2 separate regions of the Homo sapiens genome follow, and region 2 is linked to region 1. A link is a contact called in ENCODE Hi-C or POLR2A ChIA-PET data. All regions are on one chromosome and are shown on one strand. Each heading gives the region's core, a stretch centred on a gene start or an enhancer-like site at or near the end of the contact. The rest is flanking DNA. Distances are from core to core; before and after follow the strand shown. Region 1 holds the start of HEIH (hepatocellular carcinoma up-regulated EZH2-associated long non-coding RNA). Region 2 overlaps LOC124901155 (a long non-coding RNA gene).

The links. A loop is a pair of places that touch in the nucleus more often than their neighbours do. ChIA-PET counts read pairs that join two places held with the same protein, here RNA polymerase II (POLR2A). Pooled maps may share reads with other maps.
Region 2: a loop to region 1 is called in a pooled map, with 2.5 times the contacts of the local background. The contact joins the enhancer-like site here to the promoter of HEIH in region 1. A Hi-C loop is called at or near these places in 32 of 168 maps with a recorded cell type or tissue (B cell, CD14-positive monocyte, CD4-positive, alpha-beta T cell and 24 more), 37 of 37 single-sample maps with no recorded cell type and 42 of 50 pooled maps. POLR2A ChIA-PET finds 5 or more read pairs at or near these places in 35 of 52 experiments (A549, AG04449, AG04450 and 26 more).

The regions. Positions count from the first base shown.
Region 1 is chr5:180,828,015-180,834,572 of GRCh38, reverse strand. HEIH (hepatocellular carcinoma up-regulated EZH2-associated long non-coding RNA) reads left to right here and starts at 2,955. Exons shown (of 1, transcript NR_045680.1): 1 at 2,955-4,619. It overlaps LINC00847 (long intergenic non-protein coding RNA 847), which reads right to left and starts at 3,616. Exons shown (of 3, transcript NR_045679.1): 1 at 3,344-3,616; 2 at 1,713-1,900; 3 at 1-261. It also overlaps a transcript of ZFP62 not described here. RefSeq lists silencers at 2,241-2,410, 2,851-2,980, 3,341-3,390.
Region 2 is chr5:180,869,934-180,877,128 of GRCh38, reverse strand. LOC124901155 (a long non-coding RNA gene) reads right to left here. Exons shown (of 2, transcript XR_007059089.1): 1 at 7,160-7,195; 2 at 5,763-6,167. Among named protein-coding and RNA genes, the nearest start is that of ZFP62, 12 kb to the right of the region's middle. RefSeq lists an enhancer at 2,942-2,991. Within about 2 kb of position 3,433, at least 4 of the 41 ENCODE cell types and tissues checked have a DNase peak (open chromatin) inside an H3K27ac peak, as active enhancers do; they include CD14-positive monocyte and CD8-positive, alpha-beta T cell, where a contact is called at or near this core.

The DNA of each region.
Region 1 (6,558 bases), core at 1,706-4,205:
CAGGCACATCTGGTGTCTGATGAGGGTCCACCCGCTTTCTGATTTGCTGAGGACAGTCTTCTTGTGGTATTCTCACATGGCAGAGAGCAAGCTCTTGTGTCTCTTTTTATAAGGCCACTGCGATGGTCTGAATGTGTCTCCCAACATTCATGTGTTAGAAACTTGGTCCCCACCAGCTATATGGAGGCTGAGGTGGGAGGATCGCTTGAGCCCAGGAGTTTGAGGCTGCAGTGATCTATGATCATGCCACTATACTCCAGCCTAGGCAACAGAACAAGGCCCCATCAATCAGTCAGTCAATACATAAATAAGTCTTTCCATCTATCCCTAATGCAACAGCTGTGAGAGAACAAACATCTGTTCTATATAAATTACCCAGTCTCGGGTATTCTATTATAGCAGCACAAAATGGACTAAGACAGCCACTAATCCCACTCATGAGGGCCCTACCATCATGGCCTAATTAGTTACTTCCCAAAGTTCCCACTTCCTGTTACCATCACAAAGGGGTTAGGATCTCAGCATAGAAACTTTGGGGGCAGACGAGCATTCAGTCCATAACATGGAGTGTCTTAGCTTGGGTTGCTATAACAAATACCATGCCAGCTGGGCGCAGTGGCTCACGCCTGTAATCCCAGCACTTTGGGAGGCCGAGGCGGGCGGATCATGAGGTCAGGAGATCGAGACCATCCTGGCTAACACGGTGAAACCCCATCTCTATTAAAAATACAAAACTTAGCCAGGTGTGGTGGCGCATACCTGTAATCCCAGCTACTCAGGAGGCTGAGGCAGGAGAATCGCTTGAACCCGGGAGGCAGAGGTTGCAGTGAGCCGAGATCGTGCCACTGCGCTCCAGCCTGGGCAATAGAGCGAGACTCCATCTCAAAAAAAAAAAAAAAATACCGTGTCATAGAGTGGTGGAGAAATTTATTTCTCAGTTCTGGGGGTTAGAAGTCTGAGATCGTGGTGCCAGCATGGTCACGTTATGGTGAGGGTCATCTTACAAGTTGCAGATGGCTGCCCTCTTACTGTATCCTCATATGGCAGAAAATCAGCAAGCTAGCTCTCTGTTCTCTTTTTTTTTTTTTTTTTTTGAGACAGAGTTTCACCGTATCGCCCAGGCTGGAGTGCAGTGGCGCAGTCTCAGCTCACTGAAAGCTCTGCCTCCCAGGTTTACACCATTCTCCTGCCTCAGCCTCCTGAGTAGCTGGGACTACAGGCACCCGCTGCCACACCTGGTTAATTTTTTGTATTTTAGTGGAGATGGGGTTTCACCGTGTTAGCCAGGATGGTCTCGATCTCTTGACCTCGTGATCCGCCCACCTCAGCCTCCCAAAGTGCTGGGATTACAGGTGTGAGCCATCTCTGTTCTCTTAGGCAGTCATTCCATTCATGAGGGCTCCACTCTCATGACCTAATTACCTCCCAAAGGCCCCACCTCCAAATAGAGAAATAGATTTCAACATTAATTTTGGGGTGACAGTCCATTCGTAACGGAATGAACCAGGAGACTGCTGACCAGAACATGGAAAGTGCAGCCTTGTAAACAGTCCGTGTGCTCAAGCCTGGCTGACTGTCAGACACAACAACCAAACCCTCACCTTGACCCCCACCCCCAGCCACACTGGAACCTGAACTGAGAGGCCACCCTTTCCCTGCAGGACCAGCTCCTAGAACAGCGGTTCTCAAACTTGAGCAAGTGTCAGAATCACCTGAAGGGCTTTGTTAAAACACAGGCTGCTGGGCCCCAGAGTTTCTGATGCAGGAAGTCTGGGTGGCTGAGAATTTGCATGGTTACAAGTTCCTGGGTGATGCAGATTCTGTGTGTCTGGAGGTAACATTTTGAGAACTGCTGTTTCAGAAGTTCTCCACATTAAAGTCTACCAGTCCTGACTGGTACCTAAGGGGTCATGAGGTAGTCAGTGCACAAGATAGAAAGTGAAAACACTGTCTTAGAATTTAAAACAATACTTCCTAACACCAATAGGTAGCTTTTGATAAAGGAATTATCAAGCATGGCTGTATTCATTTCTTATTGCTGCTGTAACAGATTACTACAATTTGGTGGCTTAAAACAATGTAAATTTATTATCCTAGAGTTTTGGAAATCAGAAATGGAAGCCCAGGCGCAGTGGCTCATGCCTGTAATCTCAGAACTTTGGGAGACCAAGGCAGGAGGACTGCTGGGGCACAGGAGTTTCAGACCAGCCTGGGCAACATAGTGAAACCCCATCTCTACAAAAAATGCAAAAATTAGCCAGGCATGCTGGTGCACCCCTGTAGTCCCGGCTACCTGGGAGGCTGAGGTGGAAGGTTCACTTGAGTCCAGGAAGGTTGAGGCTGCAGTGAGCCATGATTACGCCACTGCACTCCAGCCTGGGTGACAGAACAGACTGTCTCAAAGAAAAAAAGAAATTAGAAGTGAATCTCACTGGGCTAAAATCAAGGAGCCAGCAAGAGTTGTGTTTTTTGTTTTTTGTTTTGAGATGGAGTCTCGCTCTTGTCACCCAGGCTGGAGTGCAATGGTGCGATCTCAGCTCACTGCAACGTCTGCCTCCCAGGTTCAAGCGATTCTGGGGAGGGGAGGAGGAGGGAAGCAAGGAGAGAGGAACGCAGGGAGCAGAGCCTGACCTGGTCACAGGGGTCTGGGAAAGACAGAGGCTTTGTTAGAGCCGGCAGCTGAGGGCCGAGGCCGAGCAGGGGTTAGGCCAGCACAGGACGAAAAGGAAGAAAGTTCCAGGTGGAGTCTGGTGGAGAAAGACCGACCTGGAAGGCACCAGCATGTGCACGTGGCAACTGAGGTCGAGGACGTGCCTGAGAGAGAGGAGGAAGGTGCCCTGCGGACCGGGTAGGGTGCGGAGGTCGGGAATGGAGAACGGTCGTTGGGCAGGTCCGGGTACCCGTAGCCAGAACCACCCGGGTGTGCGCAGCTCGGCCAGGCCCCGCCTCCCGGCGTCCCCGCCCCCTGCTGGGCCTCTCTCCGCAGCCGCGAGACCCGCGCTTGGCGCATAGGCCGGTTCTAATTTACAAGAACACCGCGGCCTGAGGCCGGAGAGTCCCTTCAACCCGGGAGGCGGCGGCTGCAGGGAGCCGAGACGGCGCCATTGCCCTCCAGCCTGGGCAAAAAGAGCGAAACTCCGTCTCAAAAAAAAAAAAACATGGCCGAAACCAGGAAGCTGCGCGATGGCGCCACGGCCCCTCTTCTCCCGGCCTGTGTCCGGAAGGTTTCCCTCCGAGGCGCCCCGGCTCCCGCAAGCGGAGGAGAGGGCGGGACGTGCCGGGGCCGGAGCTCAGAGGCCCTGGGGCCGCTCTGCTCTCCCGCCATCGCAAGGGCGGCGCTGACCTGAGGCCTCCCCGCAAAGGTCCCCGAGGCGGCGGCGGCGGCGGGCTGTGAGAACCGCAGAAGAACGCTGGGCGCGCAGCGACCCGTCCACCCCCGCGAGGAGAGACTTCCACAGAGGCAGCGTTTCCACAGCCCAAAGCCACGTTTCTAGGGTGATGCAGCCCCAGTAAGTTCCTGGCGGGGAAGCTCACGGCTGTCAAAAGAACTCTTCGCTCCAGCCGGCGCACGAAGGGGAGGAGGGCAGGAGGCTGCCGCCCGCACAGGTCATCTGATCACGTCGCCCGCCCTAGTCTGCTTTTGTGAATCTCCACTTTGTTCAACCCCCACCCGCCGTCTCTCCCTCCCTGCGCCTTCCCTCTAACCTTAAAGACCCAGCTACCTCTACGCAAATGGTAGCTACCTCTGCGCAGGTGGAAGTTGAGTTCGGTTCACGCGGGACCCTCTTCCCTGTGGCAAGCTGCTGAAGGAGACCTGCTGTTACTGCTTTAGCTGCTGTTCTGCTTAATCTCAGACAGCTGGAAGGTAGTATTCCGCCCTCGCCCAGCCACCCGAGTAAATGAGAATGATGACTGACTGAGACCCTGATGGTGGTGGCTTAGGCTTAATCTCAGACAGCTGGAAGGTAGTATTCCGCCCTCACCCAGCCACCCGAGTAAATGAGAATGATGACTGACTGAGACCCTGATGGTGGTGGCTTAGGCAAGATGAACGTCTGAAATGGAGGCCCAGGGCTGCCACGATGGCTCTGTAGTCATCAGGGAGGGAGCTCCTTTTATCTTGTTACCTACTCCCCTCTTGTGCCCCTTTCTTCCCTTGATCTAAGAAGGTTGCTCCGGATCTCGCCATCTGGCCTGCGTTCAATCAGCAGAAGCTTCCTGGAGGAGCAGGAGGAGGCACTGTGCTCGCATCACATACCAGTGGCCAGAAGTTGGCTTCAGGGAAGCTCAGGAAATAGGATGCGAGAAGCCATGAGACCTCCCCAAACTCTGCAGTAACAGAGTCAACAAGACAATGGCTTAAAGATGGAGAGACCAGTTGATCGGTCACACAAGCTGTTCCACGATAATTCTTGTGTCAGAAGGGGAGGCTGACTACCAGGACCACTGGCCCCACTTCCAGCCCCTCCATTCTGAGTACACTTCAGAGGGCTCTGGCAGGGTGAGGGGGTCTTGGTGGTGCCACAGAGAGTAAAGGTCTAGCACACCCATTGTGGAGATATTTCATGGGGACAACCCAGTGACTTCACTTGAAGTAAAGTGGGATTTTCCAACCTTGAGATTCTTATTTTCTTTGGTATGCGTGTGGAAGAAGTATGAAGGTGGGGGTTGGGAGGGAGAGCAAATGAGCTGTGTGTATGAGGAGCTGGGGCCTGGCTCTTGACAATATCACCCACCCCCACCCCAGGCTTTCCTTGGGGCAGAAAGACTATGGCCGGGGCTTTCAGTGTCGGCTCCGAGGTATAGAGGTATAACCAGTGCTTTTGGCTAAGTCACGTCACTGATGAGCTTCTCTTTCCACCTTGGCAAACCAATTCTTCTGTAAAATGGTCTTCAAAGTTTCTTTTTTAAAGCAGAGAAACTTATTTTTCAGATAAAAATTTAGATAGAACTATCGGGGGAACCCGATAGGGGCCAGATATCGGGGGAACCCACCCCCAATATTTCAACATAGGTTCTTTCTATTTTCCATAAATGTTGGCCGGCTGAGAAATAAAGAGTACAAAGAGCGGAATTTTACAGCTGGGCCACCGGGGGTGACATCACATATTGGTAGGACCGTGATGCTCACCTGAGCCGTAAAACCAGCAGGTTTTTATTAAGGATTTCAAAAGGGGAGGGAGTGTACGAACAGGGAGTAGGAACAAAGATCATATGCTTCAAAGGGCAAAAGGCAGAACAAAGATCACATGCTTCTGAGGAAACAGGACAAAGGGCAAAAGGCAGAACAAAGATCACATGCCTCTGAGGAAACAGGACAAAGGGCAAAAGGCAGAACAAAGATCACATGCCTCTGAGGAAACAGGACAAAGGGCAAAAGGCAGAACAAAGATCACATGCTTCTGAGGAAACAGGACAAGGGGCAAAAGGCAGAACTCCTGATAAGGGTCTATGTTCAGTGGTGCACGTAGTGTCTTGATAAACACCTTAACAGAAAACAGGGTCTAAGAGCAGAGAACCGGTCTGACCAAAAATTTACCAGGATGGAGTTTCCCAATCCTAATAAGGCTGAGGGTACTGCAGGAGACCAGGACGTATCTCAGTCCTTATCGCTACCGCATAGGACAGACACTCCCAGAGCAGCCATTTATAGACCTACCCCCAGGAATGCATTCCTTTCCCAGGGTCTTAATTATTAATATTCCTTGCTAGGAAAAGAATTCAGCAATATCTTCCCTACTTGCACGTCCATTTATAGGCTCTCTGCAAGAAGAAAAATATGGCTCTTTTTGCCTGACCCCGCAGGCAGTCAGACCTTATGGTTGTCTTCCCTTGTTCCCTAAAAATTGCTGTTATTCTGTTCTTTTTCAAGGTGCACTGATTTCATATTGTTCAAACACACGTTTTATAATCAATTTGTACAGTTAACACAATTATCATAGTGATCCTGAGGTGACATACATGCTCAGCTTATGAAGATAACAGGATTAAGAGATTAAAGTAAAGACAGGCATAAGAAATTATAAAAGCATTATTTGGGAACTGATAAATGTCCATATTAAAATAAAATCTTCACAATTTATGTTCTTCTGCCACAGCTCCAGCTGGTCCTTCCATTCGGGGTCCCTGACTTCCCGCAACATAGAACCCTCAAATAGATGAAGGTGGAGCTTCTTGGGTAGAGACTGGAGGATTGGGGTGTTGCCCACCGGGCCTTACGGACTCTCCTGAGTGATCTGAGTCACCTCCAAAGAGCTAGGTGTCAACTCCAAAACACCCTGTGTCCCTTTCTTCCATTTAGTAATCGAAGCCTTACCACCAGAGGTTTGGCAGGGCACGTTGAAGGGGTGGGTTGCCCCTCCACACCTGTGGGTGTTTCTCGTTAGGTGGAACGAGAGACTTGGAAAAGAAAAAGACACAGAGACAAAGTATAGAGAAAGAAATAAGGGGGCCCGGGGAACCAGCGTTCAGCATATGGAGGATCCCGCCAGCCTCTGAGTTCCCTTAGTATTTATTGATCATTTGTGGGTGTTTCTCCGAGAGGGGGATGTGTCAGGG
Region 2 (7,195 bases), core at 2,184-4,683, 42 kb before region 1:
GCCATGTTGTAAACCTCAAATACACATAATTTATCTTTGAAGAAACATAGAGTAGGATGAAGGACAGAGCAAGATGGCAGAAGAGAACTCTTTAGCTGTTGTCTCACTGCAGAAACATCACATAGAATGACTAGCAACATACATAAATACCTTCATGAGAGCTAAGGAGACCAGGTGAGAGATCAGAGTATATGGTTGTAACATAATAAGAAAAGATGCATTGGAGAGGGTAGAAAGGACAGTTTTAATTACCTGAATCACTTCTCCCCCAACTGCAGGTATCATAGCACAGAGAGAGATACCATCCACTTGGAGGAGAGATGGAAGTGAACATAGGATTCTGCCTTGTTCCCTAACATTTGGCCCCCAACAATAAAACCAAGCATGAGGCTTACCCCCAAAGCCTCTTAATCCAGGTCAGTAGCCATAGTTTGAGCCTCCTGACCTGCTCCAGTGGCAGGCAAGATCCCATACCCCTTTAAAATTTACTGAATGTCTGGGCTTCATCACTGCCAGCTGACTACAGTGGCGTTTGTTCCAGAAAAACCTCAGAGGCAGAGAGGCAGGCATCAGCAAATACTTCAGGTACACCTAATACTGTACCAGCCAGTAGCCACAGCTCCATTTATGGTAAATGCCCTATATTGGTGTACCATTTGTTAATCATTTATATCATATTTTTACTGTGTCTTTTCTATGTTTGGATATGTTTAGATACACAAATACTCACCATCATATCACAGTTGCCTACAGTATTCAGTGCAGTCACATGCTGTACAGGTTTTTAGCCCCAGTACAGGTTTGCCGCCCAGGACCAACAGGCTGTGTCATACAGCCTGGGTGTGTAGCCGGCTGTGCCATCTCGGTTTGTGTAAGCGCGCTCTATGATGTTCACACAATGATGAAATCATCTCACAACACATTTCTCAGAACGTATTCCTGCCATTACATGATGCACGACTGTATTTAAAATTGTAAGCCTTTTATAGTAAGGGAGTCCAAGGGCCTATCACCAGATGAATGTTAGCTAAGACAAATAGTCATTCCCTGGCACATTGAACTTTCTCAGGCAGGCACTTGAAGGAACGCTGGTTTTATCTGAGGGACATGGCCTTACGCTGTTAGAAGCCATGCTAGAGTTTGGTAAAGTCTCTCAGAGCTTGACCAAAGTTGTCATGTAGTGAGAGTTCTGCCGTTTTCACCTGCAAAGTCTTCCCCAGATGCTTCTGTCCATCCTCCCAACACTTTTTTCTTCTTTTTTTTTTTTTTTGCACGAGTTTTGCTCGTGTTGCCCAGGCTAGAGTGCAGTGGCGCAGTCTCGGCTCACTACAACCTCCACCTCCTGGGTTCAAGCAATTCTCCTGCCTCAGCCTCCCGAGTAGCTGGGATTACAGGCCTGCGCCACCACACCTGGCTAATTTTTGTATTTTTTTTAGTAGAGACTGGGTTTCTCCACGTTGGTCAGGCTGGTCTCAAACTCCTGACCTCAGGTGATCTGCCTGCCTCGGCCTCCCAAAGTGCTGGGATTAAAGGTGTGAGCCACCACACCCGGCCTCTTCTAACACTTTTTATTTCTGTAGTGTTAACACTCCTGTGGACGTTTTGTCTTTGTTTTTCACCCCAGTCCACACCTCTGCTGTTAGTGAGGGGCTCCTGGTCATCACAGCCACATGTGGACTCCCCTGCTCTGTACCTCCCAGCCTTTCTGCCAACAGCACTGGCCTCACAGTGCTGTCCTGGGGATTGAGTGAGATAGCTATAATGTGGTAAGCCCCACACTTGACACAGGAGGCTCCTAGCAGAGGCTGGCCTCAGTTAGTTAGTGGGGATGTTGGCATGTGCCTTCCCCTGTTTCTGAGTCCTGCCAGCCCCGCCAAGGGACTCTGCCACAAGAAGGCAGAAATTCCGTCTGTCTGCCTTACCAGACTCACGCTACCCAGACTCACAGCTGACTGCTCAACACATATGCTGGCTCAGTCAGTCACAGCCGGTAATCCTGTGTATCATGACTGAACTCTCCACGTAGACAGGCATCTCCCTTCTGCTTTCCTTGGTTCCTGGGAAGCTGAATTCGTAGACAGACGAAATGGAGGGTGGGAAAGGAGGCATACGAAGAGGGTGTTAAGTCCACATAGGTTCTCCTGTGCCAGCCACACAGGAGTGAAGAGGGCTTTGTTTATAAAAGATATAAAAAGCAAACAGACTAAAATATTTAAATCCTACCAACTAGAAGCAACTGCTCAACACTTTGACAAATTTCTTCGTCGCTTTTTTGTCCAAAGGTTCAGAAGTTTCTGTGTGTCTTTGTAAATAGATACCTTGTTTACAGCATATCCAGCTTTTTATCCCATTCTTTCTTTCCACGTGAGATTTTTCCACATTACTCTCATGCTCGCTGCCTCCCTGTTTTCAGCAAGCTATTGTTTCTCAGAAGCTCACATAATTCCTTGAGAAGTTTATGGCAGATACACTCTTAGGTACTGTCAAAAGACAAAATTACACAAATTTGTTTTTAAGATCTAATTGGCTTTTATGAATGAGGGAAGCCTCTATTCTTCAAAATAGAAGGAGAGCTCCCACTGGGCAATAGCAGAACTGTGGGCTTTGTAAGGTGGGAACGAGGAAACAGAACAATAGAAAAAAATCAGATTGCTTAATATCAGGTTACTTCAGGTTATTTTCTTGTAAGTTAAAGCAGAGGGGACTTCTTCATTATGCTGACTCAGGTAAACTGAGGTCTTTCCAACTGGTTGGTGTGACTTTCCTGTTTTCAGGAAAAAACAGTTTGTTTGGGGATCTACCTGCTTCCTTAGAATTTCAGTCTGTAGTCCCAGCTACTCGGGAGGCTGAAGCTGGAGGATCGCTTGAGGCCAGGAGTTCAGGCAGGTCAGTGCTGGTGAACCAGACCAGTGGGGTCAGTGAAGACCTAGGCTGACACCATGTATTAGTCAGGATTCTCTGGCGAAAGAGAACCAAGTAGATGCAGAGATAGAGACTGACTTATTTAAGGAACTGGCTCACGCAATTATAAAAGCAGCAAGCCTCAAGATCTACAGGGTGAGTCAGCAAGCTGGAGATCCAGGAGAGCAGATGGTTTAGTTCCTGTCTGCGGGCTGAGTGAAATAGCCAATGCCCTCGTTTGAAGGCTGCTAGGCAGGGGGAGTTCCCTCTTGCTTGGCAGATCAACCTTTGTGTTCTTTTCAGACCTTCGTCTGAATGGATGAGGCCCACCCACATTAGGAGCAACAATCTGATTTCCTCAGTCCCCCCAGTCTCATGCAAAACACCCCACAGAAACACCAGAAGATGTTGCCCAAAGATCTGGCCCATCAGGTTGACACCAAATTAACCGTCACACCCGTCTCCTACTCCGCCCTCATCAGCCAGCCGCCTTTAGGGCCTCCTGGGTGTGGCTTCATGGTGACAAGACTGGAGGAGGCCCAGGCATCACATAGGAGGACGCAGGAAGAGGCAGTACCAGCCAGTTCTTCTCTGTGCTGTTTTGTTTGTTTTGCTTTTGTTTTGAGAGACAGGGTCTGATTCTGTCACCCAGGCTGGAGTGCAGTGGTGCAGTCTCGGCTCACTGCAACCTTCACCTCCCAGGCTCAAGTGATTCTTCCACCTCAACTTCCCGAGTATTTGGGACCACGGGCACTTGCCACCATGCTTGGCTATTTTTTTTTTTTTTTTTTGATATTTTTGGTAGAGAAGGGGTTTCACCATGTTGCCCAGGCTGGTCTTGAATTCCTGAGCTGAAGAGATCCTCCTGCTTTGGCCTCCCAAAGTAAGCCACCATGCCAGGCCTGGTTTTCTTTTTTAATCTTAAAATCTTTCCCAAAGCTCATATCAGAGTTCCCCACACATCTCAGTGGCCACACAGGTCACCTGGCCTCCTTTAGCTGCAAGCAGGGAAATTGAGTATCTGGGAAAGGAGAATGGGAGTCGCTGTGCTTGTTCATCTTACATCAATTCTGATTGGTCTGGGCGTGTTGCTGCTTGGAAAAATTCTGGGGCTCTGTTAGTCAAACAGAAGAGAAGTGGGGATGGCTACCGGGGAGCTAGACAATAGCATCAGCCACAGGTGACAAATGGAAATCCCGAACCAGTCCTGCTCTTTCAGCTTTGGATCTGGGACGAGCATAACTCAGTCACGTGTGTAGAGACAGTCTCTTGGCTTACTTTATCAGGAGCTGATTCTCTGTATTATGCCTGGAGCTTTATATTTTAATTCCCGTATAGCAGCCTTCTTCCTCTTTCTGTGTCTCATGGGGTGGGAGGGTGTCTTGCTGTGGACCCCATGGCCACAGCTGAATTGAAACTTCCCCCAGTGGAGGGTGGAGGTCTTGAAACTGAGCATCCACCTTGGTGGCTCTGTTTTCTACCCAAATCCCAGAGACAAACCAGCCATTCAGCACAGCAGGTGCCCCCGCCACAGTCGAAAGCCTCACACGGCTGGTCCTGGCAGGTGTCCTGGATGTGCTCAGGTGATCCTGTGTCGCCTCCCTGACCTGACAACCCATCCACTAACCAAGTGCCCCATGATGTGCCCTGTCTGGGACGGTGCCAGGTGCCATGTCTATGAGATACAGATGAAATATCACGTTTTCAGGATTCAAATTTTCCATCAGATTGTGCTTACGCCTGTGAAGTAAAGTCCCGCAAGCTGAGAGTTTCGGATCTCTAACAAAAGATGCAGTTCAGCTGCCATTCTTGGTACCCCAGCACCCTCCCACTCCCACCACACACACACACACACACACACACACCCTCGTTGGCCTGACCTTCAGCATGATCACTGCCTGGCTTCGGGCAGAGCCTCTGTCAGTCGAGTTGCTACTGCCCTCAAGGGCAGTACAACTTCATATGTACACTTCATAGTGTGCTAAGACCCTGCACTTAATACAACATAGTATAATCCCTTATATGTCTACAGGCTGTGCTACTAGGGAGCTTGTGGTCTGGCTTAAAGTTTTATGACCTCTGAAAAATTTAAATGTACTTGGACATGACAATAGCCAGACAGGTCAATGTAACTAAATAGGTGGCCCATGACAAGCCCTTTTCTAGATAATGATTTAATACGATAAATTAGTTCAATGGGGAAGTTAAATGAGTAAATGGTAATGGGGCAATCAGTTCTTCGTAGGGAATGGAAACTCATGTTCCAAAATAAATTCAAGGGAGACTGTTGTAGTTTGAAAATATTTCCAGAAATTCTTTTATATTCCTGCTTTGAAGAGTTGGAGTTTAGGTCCTTTCCTTGAGTGTGGGATGGACTTAGTGATTTGCTTCTACTGGAGTAACATACGGCAAAAGCGACGGTGTGCACCTTCAGAGACCAGGGCATAAAAAGCGCCATGGTCCAGTGTCACCCTCTCTCTTGGATCACTTGTCATGCCATGAGGACACTCAAGCAGGCCTGTGGAGGGACCTGTACTATGAGAAACTGAGGCCTCCCACCAGCAGCCACGGGAACGAGCCAATTTGGAAGCAAATCCTCCAACTCCAACTGGGCTATTTCTCCAAATGACTGCAACCCCAGTCCACACCTTCAGTACAGCCTCGTCAAAGACCTTGAATCAGAGCCACTCAGTTAATATGCATTCAAATTCCTGGCCCACATAAACTGTGAAATAATAAATGTTTGTTGTTTTAAGCCACCGAGTTTTGGGGGCAATTTGTTATATGGTAATAGTTCATTAATTAAAAGATCAAAGGGAAAAATATTTTAAAATTAATTTTAAAAAAAACAGAACTGGGCCTTGGAGGAGAAAGGACCTCTAAACTTTAATGAAGGATTCCTGTATAACCTGAATATGGGTTTTGCCAGCCCACGCAACAAATGAGGCCACATCGGCCACGTCATTGGATGATGCCAGCTTGTGGGCCAGAGTGGAGTGTGGCCATAGGGCATCTTTTCCCCTTTTTGAAGTTTCCTGACTATGGCAAGACTGCCAGTATTCACCAAATATCCACGAGATCTTCTAAGCCCTGGCCTCCTTTGCAGTTAGAACGGAGCTGTGTGACCTGGTTCTGGCCAAAGAGAGGTGGTTGTAAATGACGTAATTGCACTTCTGGGCCTAGCCCTTAAAGCATCCCATGGGGTCTTCCAGCCTTCTCTTCTCTACAGTGGCAATTCTGAAGGCCACACATTCCAGATATTATGGCTGCAAGACAGAAGAGAGCAAACTGACTTACAATGAAGTTTACGTGAAGAACAAATAAACCTTCTTGTCTTAGGCCACCGGGAGGGAGGGTGTATTTGTTACTGCAACCTCGTCTAACTATGCTGACTACACCATTGCGCTTTTCTAGCATTGCTGGGTCTTTGAGGTATTCCATGTGTCCTCCAGGGCCAGTCCAGATTGTGTGTGTCTACACTGCTGTCACCTCCAGTTTAGTAACAGTGCTTTGTACTCGGGACCCTGGTGCGCACCACACAGGCAGATATGAACGTAAGCCTTTCTTGTAATTTTCCCTTAGTCCAGTCACAACCAGACCATCATGCTTCAGAAGAGCTATTGTTCGGAGAATAACCTGCCACAGGCTACCTTCCACACCCACAGACCCTGGGCAGTCCCGTGGGGCCCCTACGGGGCACTCCCTGCCAGCTCCTGACCTGCTCCCTCAGTGTTTCTCTGGACTCCGACACAGCCAGACCCAGAGAGAGGGAGGGGTCAACCACTGACCCAGCTAAGGCTGCACTTTTCAAGTCCTCAGATCCCGCCCCAACATCTTCCGCTTCCCAGGGAGATAGAGAAAGGTGATCCACTCCCCTCAGGAAGACACGGTACCTCCGGGAGTGTGACCACAGCAACACCAATCATGAAAACTCAGATAGTGCATACTGTATGGCGTCATAAGATCTGAGCCTCAAGACTGCCCAGCTGTGAGTCCTGGGACAGTTTTCTTACCCTCTCTGTTCCCCCATCTGTAAAATGGGGATGTATGCAGTGCTGTCATCAATGGGTTATTGACAAGATTCAATATATCAATATGTATGTTCTAAGTGCCTTACATATGCTAATTTAATTTTCACAACTCTGTGAAGTAGGTATTATTATTACCTATATTCCAGATGAGGGAGCAGAGACCAAAGATTACACAACTGCCCAGTCCCATAAGAAACCCAGAGCCCAACACAGATTCAAGAAAATACCTTGGAGCAGGTGCCATTTTTCACCAACTCTCCGTC